3 separate regions of the Homo sapiens genome follow, and all the other regions are linked to region 1. Evidence: chromatin contacts called from ENCODE Hi-C or POLR2A ChIA-PET data. All regions are on one chromosome and are shown on one strand. The core of a region is the stretch at or near the end of the contact, and the rest is flanking DNA. Distances in the headings are between cores, read along the strand shown.

Region 1 (2,950 bases), core at 115-2,614:
CTTGTGCCTTATCTTTCCCATCATTCTGAGAGGTGAAGTGGCTCTTTCTCAGAATGGAATGGAGAGGAAGGAAGATTCTTGTGGTTACTGGAGAATTAGAACATGACAAGGTACTCGCTCCATTTTGTTTGAGATTTTATGAATTCTCAAAATATCAGAGGCATTTCTATCAAAAAAAAGAGAAAGGTCCCCAAAAGGCAACTCTTGAGTGACCACCATTTTGGAGGATTTATTCATTCTTGTCTTGTAGGTGGGTAATAAAGAATAAAATATAATTGTATAATACTTTAAAAAGACTATACAGGCAGTTGGGAGTCCGTCCACCAGGCTCTGCTCACTCGCTGAAAGGCAACGTGATTTACTATAAGATGCTTAACTTTGCTGTATATTTCCTGAGGTTTAAAATAAGATCTGTACTTATCTTTTCCTTTAAACTGACATGAATAAGGGAACATTTATGTCAAATAATTTGAGCAACTCAAAGGAGCAAAGTGCTTTAAAAATGCCAACTGGACTGTGAAGTTTTTAGGTATTTGAGGAGATCTACAAAATGGACTGGAAAAAATGGGCATGTCTCCAGAAATCACCAACAGCTGTGCGTTTAAAGATAACTAAAAATAATATTTCATATTGAGAAATTGGAATATCGGGGTTGAGTAGACCGGAAAATAGGGAAGAAAAGGAGAAGACACAGAAAAAAAAAGCCTTAAAACTTCGTGCTTCAGCAGTTGAACCTCTCTTGATTATCATTCCCAGAATTCCATTCTACTTTTTCCATTTTTTTTTTTTTTTTGAGATGGAGTTTTGCTCTGTTGTGCAGGCTGGAGTGCAGTGGCACGATCTTGGCTCACTGCCACCTCCGTCTCCTGGGTTCAAGTGATTCTCCTGTCTCAGGCTCTGAGTAGCTGGGATTACAGGCGCCCGCCACCACACCCAGCTAATTTCTGTATTTTTAGTAGAGACGGGGTTTTGCCATGTTGCCCAGGCTGGTCTCGAACTCCTGACCTCAGGTGATCCACCCACCTTGGCCTTCCAAAGTGCTGGGATTACAGGCGTGAACCTCCGTGCCCGGCCTACTTTTTCCAGATTTGGTCATGAGTTTCCTAGGGCTGCCATAATGAAGGACTACAAACTGGGTGACCTAAAACAAGAGATCTATTTTCTCCAATTCTGGAGAACAGGAGTCTGAAATCAAGGTGTGGGCAGGCCTGGTTTCTTCCGGAGCTCCTTCCATCTCTCCCAGCTGCTAACAGTCCTTGGTGTTCCTTGGCTAGTGGACGCATCACCCCCCTCTCTCCCTCTGTCGTCCCACCGCGTTCTGTCTCTGCATCTCAGTGTTCAAATCTCCTCTCCTTATAAAGACAGCAGTCACATTGGATGAGCGCCACCTAGTGGCCGAAGTTTAACTTGAGGACAACTGCAAAGACCCTCCTTCCAATAATGTCACATTGGCATGTAAAGAGGGGTTAGGACTTCAACATATTTTTTCGGAGAAGACATACAATTCAACCCAAAACACTGACCAAAACTTCACTTTCCCTGGGCGACCCCAGCATGGCAAGTTCTCTGCGTGAATAAGGCAGTGGTTGTTTAACAGGCGTGCCAGGAGGCTCAGGGAGCAGGAGCTACAGGGACCTGCATTGTATTCTAAGCGACATGAGGGCGCCTTGCTGTAGTTTCTTTCCTGGGTCTTATCATGCCTCTCCTAGCTCTCAGTTGCTCTTCAGCTTGCAATCCAAGACATGTATTTGTAGTTTAATGAACAAATCATATACTTAAAAAAATGGGTTAGTTTAATCTTAAAAAATCAAAGGCTTTAAAAAAGGGATCACAATGTATGTTTCTAGCCTCTTGCATTCACCTTTACCTTTCCTCCTCCATCTGCTACAGTCACAAGGAGAGCATCCACTTGACCTGTAGTCAGGGAGCACTGCTAAAGGTTGTATCTTCACTCAGCTGCAGTCAGCTTGTGACCGCAGATGCGTTATGAAATTAAATGTCCTCCTATTTTAAAGCTTCTACGAGTCATTAAAATTTTTTTGTTTATGGATATCATCAGGAGTGGTAGGGTGGGAGGAGGATAAGGGAAAGAGAAGAGGATGTTTTCAGCTGAGCAGAGGAAGCAAAGTTTGACATTTACAAGACCCGCATGTTATCTCTGGCCTGACCGTCTTGGTTCACATTCTTGTGTGGGTTCAAGTTTCCTGAGCACATGCATATTGACCTTAGTAAGAGGCCAACTCTGGATTGCCACGAGTCAGCTAACTCCTGCTGCCAGAAAATGGATTTTTTTTCTTCAGCAAGAAGTGCCTTGTGCAATTTTTCCTAATCAGGTCTGAAAAATAGTGACCTCTCATTTTGCAAAAACAGTTCACTATTGACAATATTAATAAAAACACGTGAGTTTACATAAATTAAGGGTTTTGGGTCTATTTCTGTGTGCTTTGACTGCAGTGCCTCCTAGTGGACACTTTTATGCTATACAAGTTTCTCATGGTTGATTAGTACTCACAGAAATGTTAAGAATGCATTTGAACAAACTCATTGTTTTCTACAGTAGGTTCCTCTTTTGTTTCTTGTTAGGTTTTAATTTTTCCCCAGCTAAGGTTCACTTCAATACATGACCAAATTGTGTCTATGTACAATCCTCTGATTGTTCAGAGGAAATTTTCTACACCCCCCTTTTCCTCATCTTAGGAGAGAATTTAAAGAGAATAAAATGCGCGCATGAGTAAGTTGCCATAAGAGCTTTTAAACTGTGGTTGGTAACATGATATATGTATCTGGAAAACTAGAATGCTAAAAATACCGCAATAATGAGGCTTTAAAACTAAGATGATTATGACTTAAACATTTAAAAGCAGGGTAGGAATATGAACTCATTCAGCAAGAGTTTGACATCTATTCCATTCTAGAGGGCTTGTGGCAAGTATGTGGGGAGGAATGGCCA
Region 2 (2,950 bases), core at 211-2,710, 430 kb before region 1:
TAAGCCAGCAGTGAAAACGAACCTTGAACTGTGAGCTGACTGTAGGCCGCCGATGTTTGCTTCCACATTTCAAGGTATCCTGGTTGTTGCGGCTTGAAACATGTTCAAAAAGATCGTAGATAAAGTCAAATCTGTGTGAGGCAAGAGCAGGAGGTCAGTGAGGCACACACACCCATTATTAGGTGCAAGATTATTGTAATTAATGGTGCCCTTTCTCAATGATAATTCAAAGTAATACACCCTAGGCCTGGAAGAACTAAGACAGCTTCCAAAGATTTCAAACCAAACACTGCCAAAGAGCTTTAGGCACTGAAAACACGTGGCAGTGTCAGAGACCAGAGTCTTGCAGAGAAGGGGACTGGCATGACAGTGACAAAGGGTGGAATCCCACTTAGGAGCTCTGTGCTTTCTGGAATGCCATCTAAGCCTCTGTAGCCTCGGTCTCCTCACTTGCAAAAGTGAGTTATTAGTTTTGCCATCTTGCAGTGTTGCAAAGATTGAAGCAGTTAACGGATGGAAAGGTGCTCCTGGGGAACACTAATTACAGGGTGAGGCAGGCGATGGTTCAAATCCTGTCTCCCCACTTCCCAGCTGTGTTGCTTGGGCAAGATGTTTCATCTCTCTCTAAGCCTCAGTTTTTTCATCTGGAAAATGGAGATAATTTTTTAATTTATCCCCTAATGCCAGGTGAGAATGAAAGGAGAACATGCATGTAAAAGGCAGAAAGCATGCTACCTGGCATATCATATATATTGATATTAGTTATTATTTAAAAAGTTCTGTAAAATCCATTGCTACTATTAACAAGGTAAAAGTGAAAAGCTTCCCAATAATTTTTTTTTTTTAGACAGAGTTTCGCTCTTTCACCCAGGCTGGAGTGCAGTGGTGCGATCTCGGCTCACTGCAACCTCTGCCTCCCGGGTTCAAGCGATTCTCCTGCTTCAGCCTTCTGAGTAGCTGGGATTATAGGCGCCTGCCATCACGCCTGGCTAATTTTTATATTTTGTAGTAGAGACAGGGTTTCACCATGTTGGCCAGGCTGGTCTTGAACTCCTGACTTCAGGTGATCCACCCGCCTCGGCCTCCCAAAGTGTTAGGATTATAGGCGTGAGCCACCGCGCCCGCCCAGCCTTCAATGATTTTTAAATCTTCCTTGCATGGAAGGTATCATGGGCTATGGAGCTGGTGGGGTTGGTGGCTTCACTGTCACCAGGACAGTCAGGGAAGACTTCTGAGCATCTGCCTCCCCACAAGCGGCAATATTAGAGCTTTCCCTGGTCGCTTCTTGCTTTGCCCCAACCTTTTTCATTTTTGTTCTCGGGTGCTCTTTAATGCTCACTCTCTTAAGTTCTCTAACTGTGCTTTGAGCTCTTTGGAGAGAAGCTTTGGTTCCATTAAAATGTCACAGATGTCAAAGGTGAAAGAGAGTGAAGCAAGTGAACAGCCCCAGCTCCTCGGTTTGCAAGGGGAAACCTGGGGTTGAGACAGGAAGTTCTTTACACCACTCACAAAACTGCTTCACGCTGGCACAGAGGCAGCTGGCGAAACTCCACCTCGCTGGTCTCCAGGCCTGCAATCTTTTCACTACGACAAACTGCCTCTACTTAACATCAATACAGGGCTTTTATTTAAACGTATCGCATTAAACTAAGAAATTGCTTTGACAGCATGCTATGGTGTTTTTTAAACACCCATCATTTTTACAGGTCTGAAAACTCACCTAAAAATAAAATAGCTAACAATGTTGTATATAGTGAACCCTCACATAGAAGAGTTAAAATAAGTTTGAAGATCAAATGTTTCAAATTCTGAGTTTCTAGGCTGATACTACCTTATATGGGCTCCCTTTGTCCCAATTCATTCCTATCTAAGTGACAGGTGGCCATCTAGTATTTACATTTCTAAAAGTATTACAGCTTTTAAACTTTTTTGCTACTTTCCTTCCTTAGATATAAACATGTGTTTTTGTTACAGATTCCCACCAGATCCAACACAGGTGCTGAAAGCTTTCAGGAAAGGGTTTTTTCCCTAAACTCTTTCTCTCTTACAAAGCCTCCTAAAAATAGTACACTTCCGCCGGGCATGGTGGCTCATGCCTGTAATCCCAGCACTTTGGGAGGCCGAGGTGGGCGGATCATGAGGTCAGGAGATGGAGACCATCCTGGCTGACATGGCGAAACCCTGTCTCTACTAAAGATACAAAAAAAAAAAAAAAAATAGCCAGGCGTGGTGGCGGGCACCTGTAGTCCCAGCTACTCGGGAGGCTGAGGCAGGAGAATGGCGTGAACCTGGGAGGTGGAGGTTGCAGTGAGCCGAGATTGCGCCACTGCACTCCAGTCTGGGTGACAGAACGAGACCCTGTCTCCAAAAAAAAAAAACAAACCAAAAAAAAACCAAAAAGGACACTTCCTGGTCTAATACATACAAATAACTTATCACTGCAAGTTTCTGTGTGTTTTCTTTATTGATTTAATGGTGTAAATTTATAATTCATGAACGAATAAATGAATATGTAATAAATTTATAATTATAGCTGAATTAAGGCATTTATTTTACTAACTAGAGACACAGGAGTCCTATAAAACCAAGGCTGAAATCAGCTTAACCACGCAGCTCTAAGCTCCCTGTGAAGACAGCAGACCACACTGCTTAAGATATTAAGGTTCTCAAGCCAACCAGACCAGATCAAAACTGGACTCGATGGCTCACTGGTTACCAGTTGAGAGGTCTTGGGGAAGTCACTTAACAGCTTTAACTGCTTCAAGGCTCGGTTTCCTCATCTGCATAAGAGGATTAATAACAGTATGTTACTTATACCTCTGTGGTTGGTTTATTTCAGTACCTCACTAAATGGCAGTCATTGCTTATATTATTATTATTATTATTAATTTATTTATTTATTTATTTATTTTGAGACAGAGTTTCACTCTTGTCACCCAGGCTGGACTGC
Region 3 (2,950 bases), core at 335-2,834, 300 kb before region 1:
AAGAGTGGACGGCATGTAAAATAATTCTAGCTCTAGGCTGGGCATAGTGACTCACACCTGTAATCTCAACACTTTGGGAGTCCAAGGTGGGAGGATTACTTGAGCCTCAGAGTTCAAGACCACCCTAGGCAAGATGGTGAGACTTCATCTCTACAACATTTTTTTTAATTAAAAAATTACTCAAGACCAGCCTGACAAACATGGAGAAACCCCATCTCTACTAAAAATACAAAATTAGCTGGGTGTGGTGGTGCATGCCTGTAATCCCAGCTACTCAGGAGGCTGAGGCAGGAGAACTACTTGAACCCAGGAGGGAGAGGTTGTGGTGAGCCGAAATTGCGCCACTGCACTCCAGCCTGAACAACAAGAGCGAGACTCCGTCTCAAAAGGAAAAAAAAAATAGCCAGAGATACTCCCATAGTTGGGAGGCTAAGGCAGGAGGATCCCTTGAGCCCAGATGTTCGAGGATACAGTGAGCTCTGATCGTGCTACTGCACTCCAGCCTGAACAAGATAAGCCAAGACCCCCATCTCTTAAAAAAAAAAAGTAAAATTTGAATTAAATAAAATAGTTCTGGCTCTAAAAAGCACAGAGGTAAACTATGCCCACTCTAATGCCCTTCCTATCTGTTCTCTCTGTTCCATAGGGAATAATTACATAATATAAACAATAGGCCAGGCCAGGCAATGGTGACTCATGCCTGGAATCCCAGCACTTTTGAGAGGCTGAGGTGGGAGGATCGTTTGAGCTCAGAAGTTTGAGACTAGCCTGGGCAATATGGCAAAACCCTGTTTCTGCAAAAAACATAAAAATTAGCTGGGCATGGTGGCACATGCCTGTAGTCCCAACTACTCAGCAGGCTGAGGTGGGAGGATGGCTTAAGCCCAAGAGGCGGAGGTTGCAGTGAGGTGTGATTGTGCCTCTGCACTCCAGCCTGGGTGACAGGGCAAGACCCTGCCTCAAAATTTAAAAAAATTTAAAAAAAAAAAAAAAAAATCAGCCTGGCCAACATGGTGAAACCCCATCTCTATTAAAAATACAAAAATTAGCTAAGCATGGTGGTGGGTGCCTGTAATCCCAGGCAGTCGGGAGGCTGAGGCAGGAGAATTGCTTGAACCCAGGAGGCGGAGGTTGCGGTGAGCCGAGATCACGCCACTATACTCCAGCCTGGGCAACACAGCAAGACTCCATCAAGAAAGACAGAAAGACTGACAGAAAGAAGGAAGGAAAGGAAAGGAAAGAAGGAAGGGGAAGGGAAGAAAAGAAAGAAGGAAGGAAGGAAGGAAGGAAGGAAGGAAGGAAGGAAGGAAGGAAGGAAGGAAGGGCGGACGAAAGGAAGGAAAGGAAGGAAAGAAAGAAAGAAAACAGCAGAACAAGCCAAGAAAGACAAGTAAGTAAATGGAGCTAGGAGACACAGATTTTATAAAATGTATAAAACTGTCCCACTAAGAACTCTCAAAAACTAGTGGGAAATCCTGTTTTTAAAGCACACAAAACAAAACAGCTGGTTTAAGAACTGCATTCCACTCCTCTTGGTGGAAGCAGTAGGAGGTACAGGACAGAAAGGGCAATAAAAGACCAGCACAAGATGTTTGCACTCTGCGTGAAATCTGATACCAGACATCCTTACCTCCCATTTCCCAGTTTATTGTCCTTTCCTCCTCTTGATAAGAATCATTTTTGTGGGGAGAGGGGGAGAGAAATGCCTACAAATAAACAAACTGATAAGATTTTCTTAATGGAATCCCAGTTGTGTTCTGGCTACCATCTGTTTTCAGAAAAAATACACAAGTATGCTCAGAACAGGAGTTTGTTGTTACTTCATAAAAATGAACGACCCAAGAACACAGTGGGAAGAAAATAAACTTAAAACAGCCATTTGTCATTTCTGTTTCATACATATTAATTAATTCCTTTGCAGATTTCTATCACATATCGAAAACAAATTTTTTTTCACAAAATCATACTTCCTGGATTAAAAGGTACATAAAAGATAACCTAGTCCAATCAAAATGACACATAATGTGTTGGCAAGAATGTGGAGAAACTAGAACCCTCGTGCACTGCTGCTAAGAATGTGAAATGATGCAGCTGCTGTGGAAAACAGTTTGGCAGTTCCTCAAAAAGTAAAATATAGAGTTAACCATATGACCCAGAAATTCCACTGCTAGGTAAATACCCCAGAGACGTGAAAACATATGTCCACACGAAAACTTGTACACAAATGTTCATAGCAGCATTATGTGCAATAGCCTGAAAGCAGAAACAACCCTCATGTTCATCAACTAGTGAATGGATTTTTTTTTAATGTGGTCTATTCATACAATGGAATATTATTCAACTATAAGGTTGACGTGGTGGCTCACGCTTGTAATCCCAGAACTTTGGGAGGCCGGGGCAGGCAGATCACCTGAGGTCAGGAGTTCGAGACCAGCCTGGCCAACACGGAGAAACCCTATCTCCACTAAAAATACAAAAATTAGCCAGGTGTGGTGGCACATGCCTGTAACCCCAGCTACTCTGGAGGCTGAGACAGGAGAATCACTTGAACCCGAGAAGCAGAGGTTGCAGGGAGCCAAGATCATGCCACTGCATTCCAGCCTGGGCGGCAGAGCAAGACTCTGTCTCAAAAAATAAAATAAAATAAAAATGAACAGAGAACTGATACATGCTATAACATGGATGAGCCTAGAAAACACTATGCTAAGTAGAAGAAGGCAGTCACAAAGGACCACATGTTGTATGACTCCATTTATATGAAGAAGTTAAATCCATAGAGACAGAAAGTTGGTCAGGCACGGTGGCTCACATCTGTAATCCCAGTACTTTGGGAGGCCGATACAGGCGGATCACATGAGGTCAGGTGTTAGAGACCGGCCTGACTAACGTGGTGAAACCCAGTCTCCACTAAAACATAACATTAGAAAATTAGCCAGGCGCGGTAGCAGGT

The links. A loop is a pair of places that touch in the nucleus more often than their neighbours do. ChIA-PET counts read pairs that join two places held with the same protein, here RNA polymerase II (POLR2A). Pooled maps may share reads with other maps.
Region 2: a pooled map shows a loop between it and region 1 (2.3-fold over the local background). The contact joins two enhancer-like sites. A Hi-C loop is called at or near these places in 1 of 168 maps with a recorded cell type or tissue (Caco-2) and 5 of 50 pooled maps. POLR2A ChIA-PET finds 5 or more read pairs at or near these places in 5 of 52 experiments (A673, AG04450, RWPE1 and 2 more).
Region 3: a loop to region 1 is called in a pooled map, with 5 times the contacts of the local background. The contact joins two enhancer-like sites. A Hi-C loop is called at or near these places in 1 of 168 maps with a recorded cell type or tissue (Calu3) and 4 of 50 pooled maps. POLR2A ChIA-PET finds 5 or more read pairs at or near these places in 4 of 52 experiments (AG04449, AG04450, IMR-90 and 1 more).

Annotation. Positions count from the first base shown.
Region 1 is chr5:17,188,212-17,191,161 of GRCh38, forward strand. All of the region lies in intron 1 of BASP1-AS1 (BASP1 antisense RNA 1), which reads right to left. Among named protein-coding and RNA genes, the nearest start is that of BASP1-AS1, 28 kb to the right of the region's middle. RefSeq lists a silencer at 2,069-2,363. Within about 2 kb of position 1,365, at least 5 of the 41 ENCODE cell types and tissues checked have a DNase peak (open chromatin) inside an H3K27ac peak, as active enhancers do; they include A673 and IMR-90, where a contact is called at or near this core.
Region 2 is chr5:16,758,096-16,761,045 of GRCh38, forward strand. MYO10 (myosin X) reads right to left here. Exons shown (of 41, transcript NM_012334.3): 18 at 23-131. Among named protein-coding and RNA genes, the nearest start is that of RETREG1, 140 kb to the left of the region's middle. Within about 2 kb of position 1,461, at least 2 of the 41 ENCODE cell types and tissues checked have a DNase peak (open chromatin) inside an H3K27ac peak, as active enhancers do; they include A673, where a contact is called at or near this core.
Region 3 is chr5:16,888,212-16,891,161 of GRCh38, forward strand. The region is part of intron 1 of MYO10 (myosin X); the gene reads right to left. Among named protein-coding and RNA genes, the nearest start is that of MYO10, 47 kb to the right of the region's middle. Within about 2 kb of position 1,585, at least 8 of the 41 ENCODE cell types and tissues checked have a DNase peak (open chromatin) inside an H3K27ac peak, as active enhancers do; they include IMR-90, where a contact is called at or near this core.